Regions from separate parts of the Homo sapiens genome. Here region 1 is linked to region 2. A link is a loop called in an ENCODE intact Hi-C map of the cell type or tissue named here. Cell type or tissue: endothelial cell of umbilical vein. All regions are shown on one strand.

The links. A loop is a pair of places that touch in the nucleus more often than their neighbours do. Peaks named below come from ENCODE experiments on the same cell type or tissue, not always from the same donor. Only the 100,000 strongest peaks of a DNase experiment are listed, where the experiment ranks them.
Region 1: a loop joins it to region 2, with 2.9 times the contacts of the local background. A loop is called at or near these places in 1 of 110 quality-filtered maps.

The regions. Positions count from the first base shown.
Region 1 is chr7:123,051,715-123,059,714 of GRCh38, forward strand. No RefSeq gene overlaps it. Among named protein-coding and RNA genes, the nearest start is that of TAS2R16, 60 kb to the left of the region's middle. In endothelial cell of umbilical vein, no CTCF peak of the experiment used is centred here; a DNase peak (open chromatin) is centred at 3,217.
Region 2 is chr7:122,546,823-122,554,822 of GRCh38, forward strand. CADPS2 (calcium dependent secretion activator 2) reads right to left here. Exons shown (of 30, transcript NM_017954.11): 8 at 7,728-7,867. The region is part of intron 3 of LOC105375481 (a long non-coding RNA gene); the gene reads left to right. Among named protein-coding and RNA genes, the nearest start is that of RNF133, 150 kb to the right of the region's middle. In endothelial cell of umbilical vein, no CTCF peak of the experiment used is centred here; a DNase peak (open chromatin) is centred at 3,979.

The DNA of each region.
Region 1 (8,000 bases), 500 kb after region 2:
GTTTGGGAAGTTCTTTGTTATTATCCCTTTGAATAAACTTCCTCTTTCTCTACCTCTTTTTTAAGGCCAATTATTATTATTATTATTATTTTGCTGTTTTGTTTTGTTTTTTTGAGACAGAGTCTTACTCTGTCACCCAGGCTGCAGTTCAGTGGCATGATCTCAGCTTACTGCAGCATTTGCCTCCTGGGTTCAAGCAATTCTCCTGCCTTAGCCTCTTGAGTAGCTGGGACTACAGGCATGTAGTCCAGCTAATTCTTGTATTTTTAATATATATGGGGTTTCACCATGTTGGCCAGACTGGTCTTGAACTCCTGACCTCAAGTGATCAGTCTCCTTGGCCTCCCAACATGCTGGAATTACAGACATGAGTCACAACGCCTGGCCAAGGCCAAGAATTCTTAGCTTTGCTGTTTTAAGGCTATTTTCTAGATCTTGTGGGCATGCTTCATTGTCTTTTACTCTTTTTTCTTTTGTCCCCTATGACTGTGTATTTTCAAATAGCCTGACTTCAAGCTCACTAATTCTTTCTTCTGCTTGATTAGTTCTGCTGTTAAGAGACTCTGGTGAGTTCTTTATTATGTCAATTGCATTTTTCAACTCCAGAATTTCTGCTTGACTCTGCTTAATTATTTAAATCTATTTGTTAAATTTATCTGCTAGAATTCTGAATTAATTCTCTATGTTTTCTTGAACTTCATTGAGTTTCCTCAAATCAGCTTTTTTGAATTCTGTCTGAAAAGTCACATATCTCCATCTCTGCAGGATTGGTTCCTAGTGCCTTATTTATTTCATTTCGTGATGTCATGTTTTCCTTGATGGTCTTGATGCTTGCGGATGTTTGTCAGTGTCTGGGTATTGAAGAGTTAGGTTTTTACTGTGGTCTTTATAGTCTTGGGTTTGTTTGTACCTCTCCTTTTTGAGAAGGCATATCCAGGTCTTCAAAGAGACTTTGGTGTTGTGATCTAAGTTTTTTTTTAATTATTACCATAGCCATATCTGCATCAGGGTGTACCCCAAGCCCAGTAATGCTGTGGTTCTTATACACTTGTAGATGTACCACCTTGGTGGTCTTGGGCAAAATCCAGAAGAATTTCCTCGATTACCAGGAGAGATTCTTATTCACTTTCCTTTCTCCCAAACAAATGGAATCTCTTTCTGCTGAGCTGCCTGGAGCTAGGGGAGGGGTGACATAAGGATCTTTGTGGCTATCACCACTGGGATTGCACTGGGTCAAACCTGAAGCCAGCACAGTACTGGGTCTCACTCAAGGCCTGCGGTAACCAGTGTCTGGCTACTGCCTATGTTCACTCAAGGCCCCAGGGCTCTATAATTAGCAGGTGGTGAGGCTAGCCAGGCTTACGCCCTCTTCAGGGTGGCAAGATCCTCCCGTCCCAGGGCAGGTCCAGAGATGCTGTCCAGGAGCCAGGGCCTGGAGTTGAAAAATTTAGGAGTCTACCTGCTTCTTTATTCTACCTTTGCTGAATTGGCACCCAAGCCACAGATCAAAGCCCTTCCCACTGTTTTCAGCTCTTTCCACAAACAAAGAAGTCTCTCCCTGTGGTCACCACCACCCCAGGCCTGTAGCACGTACTGCCTGGCTACTGCCAATGTCCTCTCAATGCCTAAGGACTGTTCAGTCAGTCTGTGGTGAATGCTGCCAGTATTGAGTCTCTCTCTTCAGGGCAGTGGGCTGTCCTCTGACCCAGGATAGGTCCAGAAATGCCATCCAAGAGCCAAGGCCTGGAAATGGAGACCCCAAGATCTCACTTGGTGTGCTACCTTAGGGGTCCCCAACCCCTGAGCCATGGACTGGTACTGGTCCATGGACTGTTAGGAACTGGGCCACACAGCAGGAGGTGAGCATCAGGTGAGCACGCATTACAGTCTGAGCTCTGCCTCTTGTCAAATCAGTAGCAGCATTAGATTCTCATGGTAGCTTGAACCCTATTGCGAACTGTATATGTGAGGGATCTAGGTTGTATGCTCTTTATGAGAACCTAATGCCTGATGATCTGCACTGGAACACTTTCATCCAGAAACCATCCCCCCACCACCCCAGTCTGTGGAAAAACCGTCTTCCACAAAACCAGTCACGGGTGCCAAAAAGGTTGGGGACCACTACTCTACCCACTGTTGCCAACCTGGTATCTAAGCTGCTGTATAAAGTCTCCTTTACTCTTCCATCTCCTTTTCTTAAGCAGAAGGGATCTCCCCATAGCCACCAAGCTGCGCATGTGCTGGGTCACACCTGAAGCAAGCACATCTCTGAGTCTCATACAAGGCCCTGGAGGAGTACTGCCTGTTTATCATTGGTAATTATTCAGTGTCCAAGGGCTCTTTAGTCAGCAGGTGATTAATCCTGCCAGGCTGGGTCCTTCCCTTCAAAGCAGCAGGTTCCCTTCTGGCCCAAGGTATGCTTAGAAATGATTTTAGGAGCTAGGACTTAGAATGGGGGCCTCAGTACTCTTCCTGGTGCCTTATCCTAATGTGTCTGAATGGTATACAAGTTGCAAGACAAAGTCCCCTTTACTCTCTCTTCTCTCCTCAAGTGGAAAGACAGAGTCTCTCCCAGAGCTCCAAGTTATGCTGCTTGGGGTTGGGGGGGCGGGGGGCAGTACACAAGCACTGATATGGTTTGGCTGTGTGCCTACCTAAATCTCATCTTGAATTGTAGCTCCCATAAGTCCCACGTGTCATGAGAGGGACCCAGGTGGAGATAATTGAATAATGGGAGTGGTTTCCACCTACGGTGGTGAATAAGTCTCAAGAGATCTGATGATTCCATAAATGGGAGTTCCCCTGCATGAGCTCTCTCTTGCCTGCTGCCATGTAAGACATGTCTCATTTCCCCTTTGCTTTCCACCGTGATTATGAGGCCTCCCCAGCCATGTGAAACTGCGAGTCAATTAAGCCTCTTTCCTTTATAAATTACCCAGTCCCAGGTATGTCTTTATTAGCAGCATGAGAACAGACTAATACAAGCACTTCCTTGGCTGCCCAGCTGATGTCTCACTAGGTTGTGTCCCCCCTAAGTCTACTGGCTCTGAGGCAAGCACAGCACCAGGACTTGTCCAGGAATTGCAGTCCTTGTGGCCTAGACTGCCTTTCAAGTTTATTTAGGACCCCAGAGCACTTAGCCCTCAGTGGCAAGGCTTGCTGGAACTCAGGCTCTGACAGCTGACTCCCATTTGGATAGGGCTTATCTAAATGCTCCCTCTGCAGGTGCCAGCTGAGTTCTGCTTGGTGTTGCTTTCTACTGTGACAGGGCAGCACTGAGTTCCAATGAGAAGTCCCACAATCACTGTGTGTCCCTCTTCCAAGCACATAGATTCTCTCTCTGTGTCATGTGGTTACTGCTAGGAAACAGGAACGGGATGATGTTAGCAATTCAAGACTGTCTTTCCTACCATCTTCTGTTCCTCTTTCAGTCATATCAAGTTAAAACCAGGTACTGTGATCACTCATCTGATTTTTGGTTCTTATGAAGGTGCATTTTTTGTGTGAATAGTTTTTCATTTTAGTGTTGTGTGGGAAGGATGATTGGTGGAAGATTCTATGTGGCCATCTTTCTCCACCTCCAGTCCAATCTCTGTGGCTAATTTTTAATATGAAGTTTAAATTTTTAATAGTTCTTAAATAATTTTACTTTTACCACCCTGATTATAACTATAGTCTTACAGTATAAGGCTTTAAACCACTTGCCTCTTATTTGAGAAAACAAATATTTGGCTTACTTGAAGATCTGCACATCCATGGTATTTCTAAGGAAACTATTACATCCTGATTTCTTCTTCTCATTAAGACAAAAATCTTTATATCCCTGAAAAACAAGAAGGTTTATTATACCAAGGTAGATGTATCTTCCATGGATTTGCTATTCTCAAGTAATTTGCTATTAAAGAATGTATTGCTGAAGAACAATTGGCAGTATCTATCAAAATTTAAAATGTATCTCTTTTAATCCAGCAATTACACTTCATGCGTAAAGTAACATATGTACAAGGAAATTCACTAAAGCATTGCTTGTACAAGCAAATTGGAAAAATAACTAAATGTCCTTCAATAGGGGAGTGATTCAATATATTATGGTATATCCACTTTTATATGGACTGATCTGGAAAGACTTTTAATATATAGTAGTGAAGAAAAAAGGTACAAAATGGGGTTTATATTATGCTACCATTTATATTAAAAATCAGAATATGCATATATAGTTTCCAAAGGCATACTATTTCTCTAGAAACATATAGAAGAAACTGGTTAAAGTCTTGGCTCAGAGGAAAGGGCCTGGTAACCAGAGAAGAGAAAAGGGATTGGGATTTACCTTTCACTGTTGATACACTTCACTTTGTGAATATTCTACCAAATGCATGCATTATCAATTAAATAACAAAAAAAGAATTTCAAAGGTACCATATTTTTATGTAAAAAGAATAAAATTCATATGTCCATGACAAAGTCTCAACTAGTCAGTTTTGCTAGGCTGCATACAAATTATGTGACAAAAGATTAATCCCAGAAAATTGATCTCTGAACAGTTACTAGTCAGAAGTTCATGTTGTTGTATAAGAAAACTCTAAATTTTCATAACTTTATCAATTCTACTAATTTGGAATATAATGTATCCCAAAACTAGATCATATATACCTTCAAGTCATTGGTTATTTTTATTTTTTAATGCATCAAAAATATCTACTATTCTCAGATACAGTGGGAGGTCAAAATGTATTTATCGATTGTGCAAGAAATTAGTAATGGGGTTTAGAGTCTTTAGTAATCTCTGCTTCTAGCTGTGTGGAATAAAAATGTAGTCATTTATTTCAGTGCCTGTGAATAAAACTTCTTTAAGCAATTGAGTGATCTTGAGAGTTATTAGTTATTAACAGGATTTATTGAGTGTACTCCTCAAATAGGCCTCTAGATATATTCATAAAACTATGAAATAAAGATGGAATTTTTGGTGTTAAGGTTTATAATGAAAGTCATCTAGAGGCAATTCATAAAAGCAGGTATTGAATATAACCACACATGTACACCTACATCTAGTTTAGGAGCTCGTTTAGTTTAGAAAGAGGAATGAAATTCATGTTTCTCTTACCTTGGTGTGCTTATCTTCCTTAACACCCTCTCATTACTCTTCATCCTGTATAGGTACTTCTAATGATGCTCTGGAAATCTTGAAAGGTCTCAATAAATCCTTATTGAAGAAAAGAATGTGTAGGGTCTATCCTTCCTTATGACTTACGGTTCCAGTAAGCACTTTAGGATATACCTTGAAGGGATTGATTTTTATGAATTGTTTTGCATGAGGCCTTTTATGACAATAGAAGAGGGAAAAAGTGCCAAAAGGGCTCTGGAAGGAAGGAAGAGAAAAGGAGAAAGTGCAGGGGATGATGTGATATATAGCTATAGCCAAACATTCTAGGTGAGAAGGGATGTGCAGAAAAGAAGAATGAACACATGAAATGGTGCAGCCACACTTCTGTGAAAACGTTAGTGTCCTATGGTCCCAGTGGTCCTTTCTAGGGAAAACCTCAATGGCAAGAAATGTGGTGGAGCAGTGACGATGTCTTGCAGAGTTGGAATTGTTTGTGAATATAATGGAGATTCATAGGACTCCCAGAAACCATTGATGCAAATCTACAGGAGCTGAAGTTTTAGTTGACAGGTAGAACAGAAATGAAATGAGCTATTATCATTACTCTGTTCTCATCAAAATCATAGCATTGGTTGTTATAAATGTAGATAAGGCATATTAAAAACTTACATGAATGAATTCAGTAAAGAAATACAACCATGTGCATATATTCATGTCAACTAGCTATTTTTTCGGAATCAAAAAATATTATCTTGCTATTTTGGCATGTAGTCAGGATAAGCATACTGTTGTTTGATTAAGTGTTAAAGTTCACAATGAATAAATATCATCTTTGCAACTAAACTCCATGGTATTTTCTTACTAAGAATGTTTTTGTACTTACAAGAACAGATGTAGTGATAAAAGAATCCCAAGTTTTTCTAAGTCCTTCAATTAAAAAATTCTAAACCTAGAATATACATATGTGCATGTATTTATGTGTGTGTATGTGTGTGTATTCTTTTATCTATAAAATGGGAATAAGTAACATTTATAATATATGTTGAGTTCCTAAGTAAAATCATTTTCCAAATGTAAAATGAGTTGCTTTCAAAGCATTGGTGTATTTTTTATGTTTTTCTTATTTAATCATCAGAAATTCAATGTTTACTTGAATCATCAAAAAATTATTTCAGATGGCAACTGACATTTTCTCATATTAAAAAAAATAAATCCTTGAGTTGACAGACATCCAACAGTAGGAGGTAAGCCTTGAGCTGACAGTTGCTTCCTCATATGGACTTTTAATTACAGAGTCAGCATGCAAGCTTCAGAAGCCCCCAGGAGTCAGCAGCAAACATTGACTTGTGTGCAATACATTGCTAGAACTGTAATAGGAAAAAGTGTGGCAATTAAATGTGGGTTTTAGTGAGGGCATTCAGTGTATGTATCTGTTCTAGGACCATGAGTCTTAATCTCATGTAGAAAAAAGGCTATCATTTTATCTATTCAGCTTTATCAGAAAATGGGTTGTTTTCCATAATTAAAATTTTATAATAATTGAGGCCTAGAATTTATTCACTGGGATATTTAAGCCATTTAGATATCTAAGCCACATCTTTTAAATGTATATTGGTATTTCCCTACCTTTTACACAGAGTATTTCGACCAAAATATAAACTTCTCTTACTCTGCTAAGTTCCAGTGATAAAGTTGAATTTTTGAGGTTTTATTGTGATTACAGTGAAACTCTAGTTTTTCCAGCTCTGCATCTTACATCAGCCATTCTTTCCCAACACTAGCATTTAGCACAACAGTCATGCTGGTCTTTCTAAAAGGCTGTTTTATGAAATCTAGGTACAAAGATGACTGAGTTTATTAGGGTAAATCAATTATTTCCTCATTATTTTAAATCAGTGGGCTTTTATATGAGGCTCAAAAGAAGACTTCTGTCTTCATGGACTCAGCATTTTATTATTGCCATTTTTCTAATCAAATCCCAAAATATTCGCAGAGCACCTGTTATATGCCAGGAGTGAAGGATGTTGCCAAAGATGTGTCAATCGGATGAGAAAAATGCCGCTGAACTCAATACTTTGGGAAATAGGGAGTATGGGTTTTGCTATTTCTCCCCAGGCTTTCCACATCCATGGGCACAGTCAAGAACTCTTATTTTCAAAGATTTTCTATTGTTTTCTGCATCAGCAGAAGATTATATATAACCTCTCCACACTTGCAATTTTAGAATCATCGTGTTTTCTGAGGCGTGTCACCCTTTACAAGTCCTTACACCCTCCTGGGTAAAGTCTTGAGCTGATTGTCTAAAGTATCTATATGTAAGGAAGCTTGTCTGTGAGGTTCACATCTAAAGTCTTAGTTTTTCTGTCAAGTTTATCTCCTCCATATGCCTGCTAAAAAATAAAGTTCCTACAAAAACTTGGATAGATCACATTTAGGAAAATATATATGAATAGTAAATACATGAAAGCAGATAAGGAACTTTTGCACAATCAGCCTTAAATCTTTGATTGAATAAAGCAGTATCAACTAATATACAAACAGATACCCCTGATCCTACAGTTCCCCCTGACTCTTCCATTTTCCCTTTTAGGAAGACTCAGTGGTTCAAACCTTGGCTCCTTTTAGAAGCCCCACTCCAGCACAATTCAGTTAAAATTTCAAGGGTCCTCCTCTATTAATATTAAAAAAAATTAAGCCTTCCCAGGTGACTCTAATTTATGCCTGCGGTTGACACAACTGAGTTAGATTGATTTAAAAGGGACGATAAATAGACACTGTTTTGGCAAAAGCCCATTCCAAACAGCCATCTGATATCTTACTTAATCTAATCTGAGATAAGTTCATTTAAACAGAAAGTTGAAACTAATATAATTTCAAATAATCTTTGGAATATGTGTAA
Region 2 (8,000 bases):
CATCATTAAAACACTGGTTCCTTGTATATTTCTCCTCATTCTTGTCAGCTGTTGGGGAAAATATTTTCATGAATTATTTTTGAGCCTATCTAAATGTGAAAAAAAAGTGTACACCAAATAGAATTGACAGAATAAATACTGAAATAAATATAGCATGACTATTCAAATTCAGGGGTCACTGTAGCAGAAAGAAAGCAAATTACTTTTATTTAGTCCATAAAGATAATATGAACGAAGCTCAAATCTAGGGTGTTTTTTTTTTGCCTTTAATTTTTATAAGTATTGGTTACATAATACATCATTCTTACAAATTAAAACATATTAACCCTGGGGTATACTCTACCCACAAGAAATGTTGCTAAAACTTCTTCCTACAGTTCAACCACAGGGATGGTCTAAGAATAAATGTTGACAGGCAACAAGCCTCCCTGCAGACAGTAATTAATTTCAATTTAAAGTTTTGGGGAAATAATATATTTCTTTTTAATACAGTCTTTAGATTTATAGTCAAATTTAAATTTGTGAAAAAAGGAGACTTCCTGTAATTCTTCTGGGGCAATAATGTTTTGAAACACACTCCAACAAATCCACCTTACAGTGGTACCAATTAGATAATTTGAAGTTAATATCCAAACAATCAGTCCACTTACAACTGTGAGCATAATTTCTGCATTCTATTCTTTTCTAAAAAAAATTCATCAATTCAACAAATATTTGTTTAGCTTCTACTAAATACTAGGCAATGTTCTAAAAATTGGGTTTAAAAATAGCAAGTGAGACAAGGTTCCTATTCTATGGCAATCAAATTTAGTTGGGAAGCTAATCAATAGCAAATTACACCATGGCAATAGCATTCTAGTTGAGGATACAGTTAATAAACAATAAATATCACACAGATAATAAGAGCTTAAAAAAAAGAATGAAGCCAGTTAAAAGTAGAATTGGAAGCAGAGAGAGAAGGGTTCTTTGTAGGGTGAACAGGATGGGCTGCTGTAGAGACAGCACCTGATAAGAGACAGAAGAAACAGAGGAAGTGAGTACTATGAGCATTCTAGAGTAGAGCTGGCAAAGGTCTTTAGAATGCTAATTTCAATGACACTAGTCTCTCTCACTGATTCTTTCCACAAAACATTTAATTAGGCTAATTATACAATCACATGAATGTCTTGAGTGTGATGGTAACTACAAAATAAAAGTCATGTAGACAGTAAGTATTGAGTCAGCTGTTTAGGTTTATCAATCCCTCTTCAAATAAAGCAATTTAGCTGGGTGTGGTGGCTCACACTTGTAATCTCAGCACTTTGGGAGGCTGAGGAAGGAGGATCACCTGAGTCCAGGAGTTCAAGAACAGCCTGGGCAATATAGGGAGACCCCATCTCTATAAAAATTTTTTTAAAAAAACTAGTCAGGTATGGTGGCACACACCTGTGGTCCCAGCTACTCACGAGGCTGAGATGGGAGGGTCACTTGAGCCCAGGAGGTGGAGGCTGCAGTGAGCTCTGTTCACACCACTGCACTACAGCCTGGGAGACAGGATAAGACCCTGTCTAAAAAATTTTTTTAAATTAAAATAAAAATGAATCACACATAAAACTATAACTAAAAATAAACAAAAACAACCTGAGATGAAATTAAAACTAACTCACCTGGTATGTAAATCTAATGAGATCAACAATGTATCATAAAACTTGACAAATTTTAATATCACAACTAGCAAGATTTGATAGACTGGTAGAGCTATATGGATCAAATCATACTTATTTAATGATTTAAGCAAGAAAATTACAAGTTAAACTAGCAAATTGTAGTAAAACATACAATGAGCACCACCAGTTATTTAAAAAGTGTTAGACAGCATTAGACTGAAATAAAGTGAAAGTGCTTTCTTATTCCTCTCACTTGCCATGAAATAATCTCCAGATGCTCTTTATTTTTAGAACCTGAGCTTATTTCTTAGATAAATCACTCAAGTCAGTTGCTCAGACATGGTTCAAAGCCCTTATGTAATATTTTCATTTTTCTCCCTTGGACATAGAGAGAAGACAAAATAAAGTTAGCAGAAAAATAAACACACAAAGAGCAACGAACTACCATATCTACATCCATAATAGCTGTCAAATAAAAATGTAAATTAAAGTCTAACAATTAAGCAAAGGACCTAATAGGGATATAACTGTTATACTCTCAATGAATTAATGATGATTTGTACATTTCTATTTTTCTCATTTGTCTTCAAGCATTTTCTTTTGAATAAAGTCAAATGATGTGGTTAAAACTTGAAGAATATCATAAGGCCGAGCACAGTGGCTCACGTCTGTATTTCCAGCACTGTGGGAGGCTGAGGCAGGAGGATCGCTTGAGTGCAGTAGTTTGAGTCCAGCCTGGGCAACATAGCGAAACCCTGTCTCTACCCTGTCTCTAATACAAAAAAATTGGGGATTGATAAACCTAAACAGCTAACTCAATACTTACTGTCTACATGACATTTATTTTGTAGTTACCACTGCACTAATTAATACAAAAAAATCAAGGATTGATAAACCTAAACAGCTGACTCAATACTTACCGTCTACATGACTTTTATTTTGTAGTTACCATCGCACTCAAGACATTCGTGTGATTGTATAATTAGCCTAATTAATACAAAATTTAGCCAGGTGTGGTGGTGCATGCCTGTAGTCTCAGCTACTTGGGAGACTGAAGTGGGAGGACTGCTTAAGCCTAGGAGGTGGAGGTTGCAGTGAGCGGAGATGGTGCCACTGCAATTCAGCCTGGGCGACAGAGTGAGACTCTGTCTTAAAAAAAAAAGATTAGTATTAATTAATATTATTATTATTATTATAGTTCAAGGGACTCAAGTAGGATTTCGGTGAAATCAGGATAAGCCAGGCTGGGCCAAGTTCAACCTGGGAATGCAAGTAGACCTACACATACATACATACATAGGTTCAAGTCAAGGTCAGATGTCGAAACATAGTTATTTTAGACAAGGACACAGGGGAAAGTCATTCTAAAAGGTACATTTAAAAATGAAATATCAATTTGCTTTGTGAAAGAACAGACTTGGCTTTGTTTAAAGCCTGGACTCTTTGAGCAAATACTACCTCGACGCAGCTAAGATTTTCCTCCCCTAAATTAGTTGGAGATCATAAACCCTGAATAATAATCTAAACAATGAAACTTTACTAGAGTGCAGTCATTTCACTTTATGAGGAAATACAATGTCTGAATATTTAGTGTGTGAATGCAGTTTATGTAGGCATGCTGTCCCAACCTCTGGATGCCCAGCTGGCCCTCTCTCTGGGAAATGGTGGGGCCACAAAGCAGCCGGTGTGGGGCTTGTCTCGTTTTTCTGCTGGAAGTTTAACTATTGTCTCTCCTTGCAACAAGAGATGAGCCCAATGCCTTTTCTATCTTTATGATGGAAATTAAACTACAGAGTTTTATCTGTGACAATGTCAAAATATTTTAATCCATCCGTTCATTCAACAAAATGTGTAAATAGCCAAGCATGACTCTACACAAAGAGAAATATGAGATTCATCTCAGAGTAGTTTTGCTAAAATTTTATCTTACCAATTAGAAACTATGATAAAAGTCTTCTATTATAGTTATATAGTTACGAAACTCTATTTTTACTATAAAAGTAATCAGTTGCATGCAGACTTCTCATAGATCATGGTCATAATGCTTCCACATATTTGTGAAAGCCAATTTTCTCTTTTTCAGTTATAGATTTAATTGTCATAACAGTCATTTATTAGTTCCATTTTATTTTACTTTTTTTGGTTGAGAAAGTAACCTTTGAATTAGGAAAATAATTTTATTTAATAAAAACAGGAATAGTTATTTGAGTTTTAAGTTAATACTGTTACTTAGCCACTAGGCTATGCTAAGGTATAGCCCATTTGTTCAAGAACACTTCTATCTTCATGCTACAGACACACACACACACACAAACCAGGAAAATAAATTCAAAAGCTGGATGTGAATCATTTAACCATTCAAAACATAGCTGGTAATTTGTTCAATAGATTTATCTAAGGGTTAGTTTCTATAATTAGTTTAGATGACATATTCCAAAAGAATAAATAAACTCAAGTTTTTGCTAAATATACGTCTTGTGGTAATGCCCAGTTTGGTTTTAAAAGGATGGAATCATAGTTATGCTTATTTGATCCAAATTAAATATCTATTTTCATTTACATGTAGTTAGTCCTACTTAAATAAACTATAATATATAGTCGTGGACTGATTAGTTATCAGAAACATGAGCTTTAGATTGGATGCATTTTACCTTCTGGTTTAAAAAAATAGTCATATTAAAATGCAACATTGAGAACTAAACACCATTTATTTCATTTATTTTAGGCATTTTTTTACATTAAAATTATGTTCTATTCTCAATAAACTGTGTTTAGAATCTTTTAAGGTTCCATTTGTGAATAAAGCTTACTCTCATTTGTATTACTTTTCCCTTAATACTCTAGGGAGCACAATATTACATTTTCACCATCATTATTCACATTAATATCTATCTCTGATTATACACTGTGGGAGGCATTGAGAATTCAAATAGGTCTAAGAAACTTAGAGTACAGTTGAGAACACACAGAAAAATATAAATAACATTGATAAAAATATTTTTTAGGGGCCATAGATAAGTGATAAATGAATAAAACAGAGAATACATGTTACAATAGTTCACGCAAGAAAGATCTATTTGACGTCCACATTATTAAAACAGAGAATAGGTTTTTACTACTGAAGTCCTAAAGATTTCAAAGTCTAAAGTGCTCTGAAGATAAAAATCCATTATCCTCCAATTTATTTTTAATCCACCTAACAACTCTATCTGTAACAGGAGTTTGCTATATTTTAAAGATAAATTAATATTTTTAAAACTTGACTTGTCTCTCAAAATTATTATCCATCTGTTAATTATTGATTATAGGAGAAATGATTGACAAAACACGATCCAGGCCCAAAGCGAAATGCTATTAATCTACTATTCCTGTTATGTTATTGCTTTGGTGTATGATGGAATACTTGGAAGAAAAAGATTAACTTACTTTCTCTTCTTAAATGTAATTAAGTGCAGTAAAATCCATTGATGAAGTACCTCAGAAAAAGACGAATATAGCTATGCTGTAGGTGAAATGTTTGCCAATACATGTTTACACACAGGTGTATTATTCAAAATGTTTAAAACTGTTACCACATGGGTACTGAGAAAACAGAACAGATGCTTAGGTTAAAGCACCTCTAACTGTCCCTGTCCATAGGGAGCAATTACTATTATAGCATTGCTGAAAATGTTTAATTCTTCTAATATTAGTATTAAAATATTTTAATTGAACCACTATTTTGGAATATGATATTCTTAATTCTGCTACATAACACACTATCTTAGCATAACATCATCACAGATAATTTTCAGTTCTAACATTGCTTCAATGTATACATCAGAAACTGAAGAGATATTTAAATATCTGGAAATGCCTGTATCTCTTAGCAATGTTAGATAATTGGGCTATGAGGCATTTCTGGTCCGTGTCCTTCAGTGAGTTCCTGAGCTTTATGGATTAAATTAAGAGACGATGATATATCCTCTTTAGTCTTTTCCTTCACCTTTAGTCTTGGGCAGAAGGCAATTGCAGGCCTTTCTAGGGGTACTGATTTAGTCAAAGAGATGTGATAAAAACATACCCTACCCCCAAATCAAGCCTTGTAAGGGGTCTGGATTGTCTCACCTATCCTGGAGTATGCTAAACCAAGGAACTGCCAGGTAAGAGCAAGGGTTTCTTCCCACTGGAGCTAAAGGTTACAGGACCTGCCCTATGCATGTTCAGTCTTTGTTCTTGAGACAAGCTGAAGGTCCAGGAGTATTCACCATGGCATAGTACTGGCCATGGGTAAATTAGGGTCATCTCGGCACTATGATAGGTTCCTGTTTTTTTTTTTTTTTTTTATTATTGTGCCATTCATCAAAAGAAAAAGGGACTGAGTGAAAAAGGGTAGAGAAACAACTGCAGTTCCTGGAACATACTGTGTTCTTTTATGTGTAACTCTACTAGTCTCTAAGCACTTTAGAGCACTAGCACTCTCTCTAGTCTCAAAGCACTCTATGACAGTTTCACTGAACTTGTCATCATCAGCTAAAACTCCTTCCAGGACTCCCTGCCTTTGTACATGCTGTCATGTAGCTGGAATGCCAGTTCTCCCACTGTCTACCTGATAAATTTATCCTTCAAGTTTTATCTCAAAAGTCAGGTGTCCTGTGAGACTTTCATTCACTATACCTGGCAAAAATCAGGTATTATTTCTCCCAGGTTCCCATTTCTGTCTTACAGCACTTATCACTATCATAATTATTTGCATACAAGTCTGAATTCCTGACTAGCCAGTTCCTATAGGCCTGCAATAATATCACATTAAAGTTTGTCCTAGTTGGAAGACAGTAGTGCTCAATACATGCCTGCTGCATAAATTACTGGTGAGCAGGTAGATGGATGCATGAATTAAATATTAAATCCCAGATACTCCATGTGCATTATAATCTGAGTCATAGTTAGACTTGACTTTACATTACTACATTAAAGATGCATAATGTTGTTTATCCAAATCATGGTTCCATTTCTAAGAGCCCACCCTCTCATGTACTTTTTCCCTTTGGTGAGGTCTGTTCTGACACTGCACATGCTGCCTACTAAACCAAAAAGCAATACAGTCCTTAGCACCATCCCAACTGTAATGTATACCTTGGGTTTCCCCCTGCCCAGAGCCTAACTTTGTTTCCCCTAATGGTCATCTAAAGAATCCTCCTCATTTTTTGAATCATCAGTTCGCTCCACCCTGATGTTAGTGATTGGGCCCTAATGCCAGCAGACTCTGCTTGTTACAAGGATGCACTTTCTTAGACCTCTATGTCTGTTGCTACTAACTCAGGGTAAGCCACTTCAACAACTGCTTTTCTCCATAGTAAGAAAAATGGCCCCTTTTCTTTCCTAATGGCTAATACCCCTATGCTGGGATTTGGCCATAGTAAGTCCAAAGTGTTATTCTGAGGAAGTCCTGGATTTTTGGCAATTCATTTTATTCAAGAGTTCAGACCTGTTTCATCACCAGCTGCAACAGACAAAGAACCTTGGCAGAGATGAAGGCTGACTCTGACCCCTGGTGATCCCCAGGAGACAGTCCCTGCATTTCTTCCCCAGGCAACAGTAGCAGTTTTCTCCAATATTGATTCAATTCTCACTCACATGTTTGGATCAACACTCATATCCCTCTTGTTAAAATGTATATAGCCTCGTTGGGTTACATCTACACTATGTTTTAGTTTTTATACAGTCTATGGAAGTTTAACTATTTCTAGGAACCTCAATGCTAAGCTTGTTTCAACTATTATTGTAATTTGAAGAATGTTTCTTAGAAGGTATCAGTGCCCTGGTGCCCTGTATCAATATGACTGATGAGTAATACTAACACAATCAAGTTCCAATATCGTGGTAGCTCGCATACAGTTATCTTAACTAAGGACTCATGTATTGAGCTATAAAGCCGTCTATGGGTATAAAAACATTGAGTAAGATAACTTACGTATGTCACTTTTTGAGAAAACTCCATGTGAAAGCCTGCTATACTGGTTCTCTCACTAAACTGACAAAAATAATACACTGAAATGAAATTCAATAATTCAGGAAAAAAATCCTCAAATTTATACTCACCCACTATGCTTCATATGTGCTGGTTTATCCATTCGCACTGCCAGTTTGATTTTTAAGTCAGAATCCTGGCTATTTTTTGGAACTACCATTCGGTGTAATTCAGCTGATTTGGAGCTATTAGAAGTTGGGTATAATATCACCTGTATGGAAAAAAAAACCCACATTTAAACGCATGATACGGAGTGTCTATGGGTTGGAACTAAAATATTTTCTATGTTTTCCTGTTTGAAAAAATGATGTCAACACCCAAATGTATCCAATAAACAATTTGAC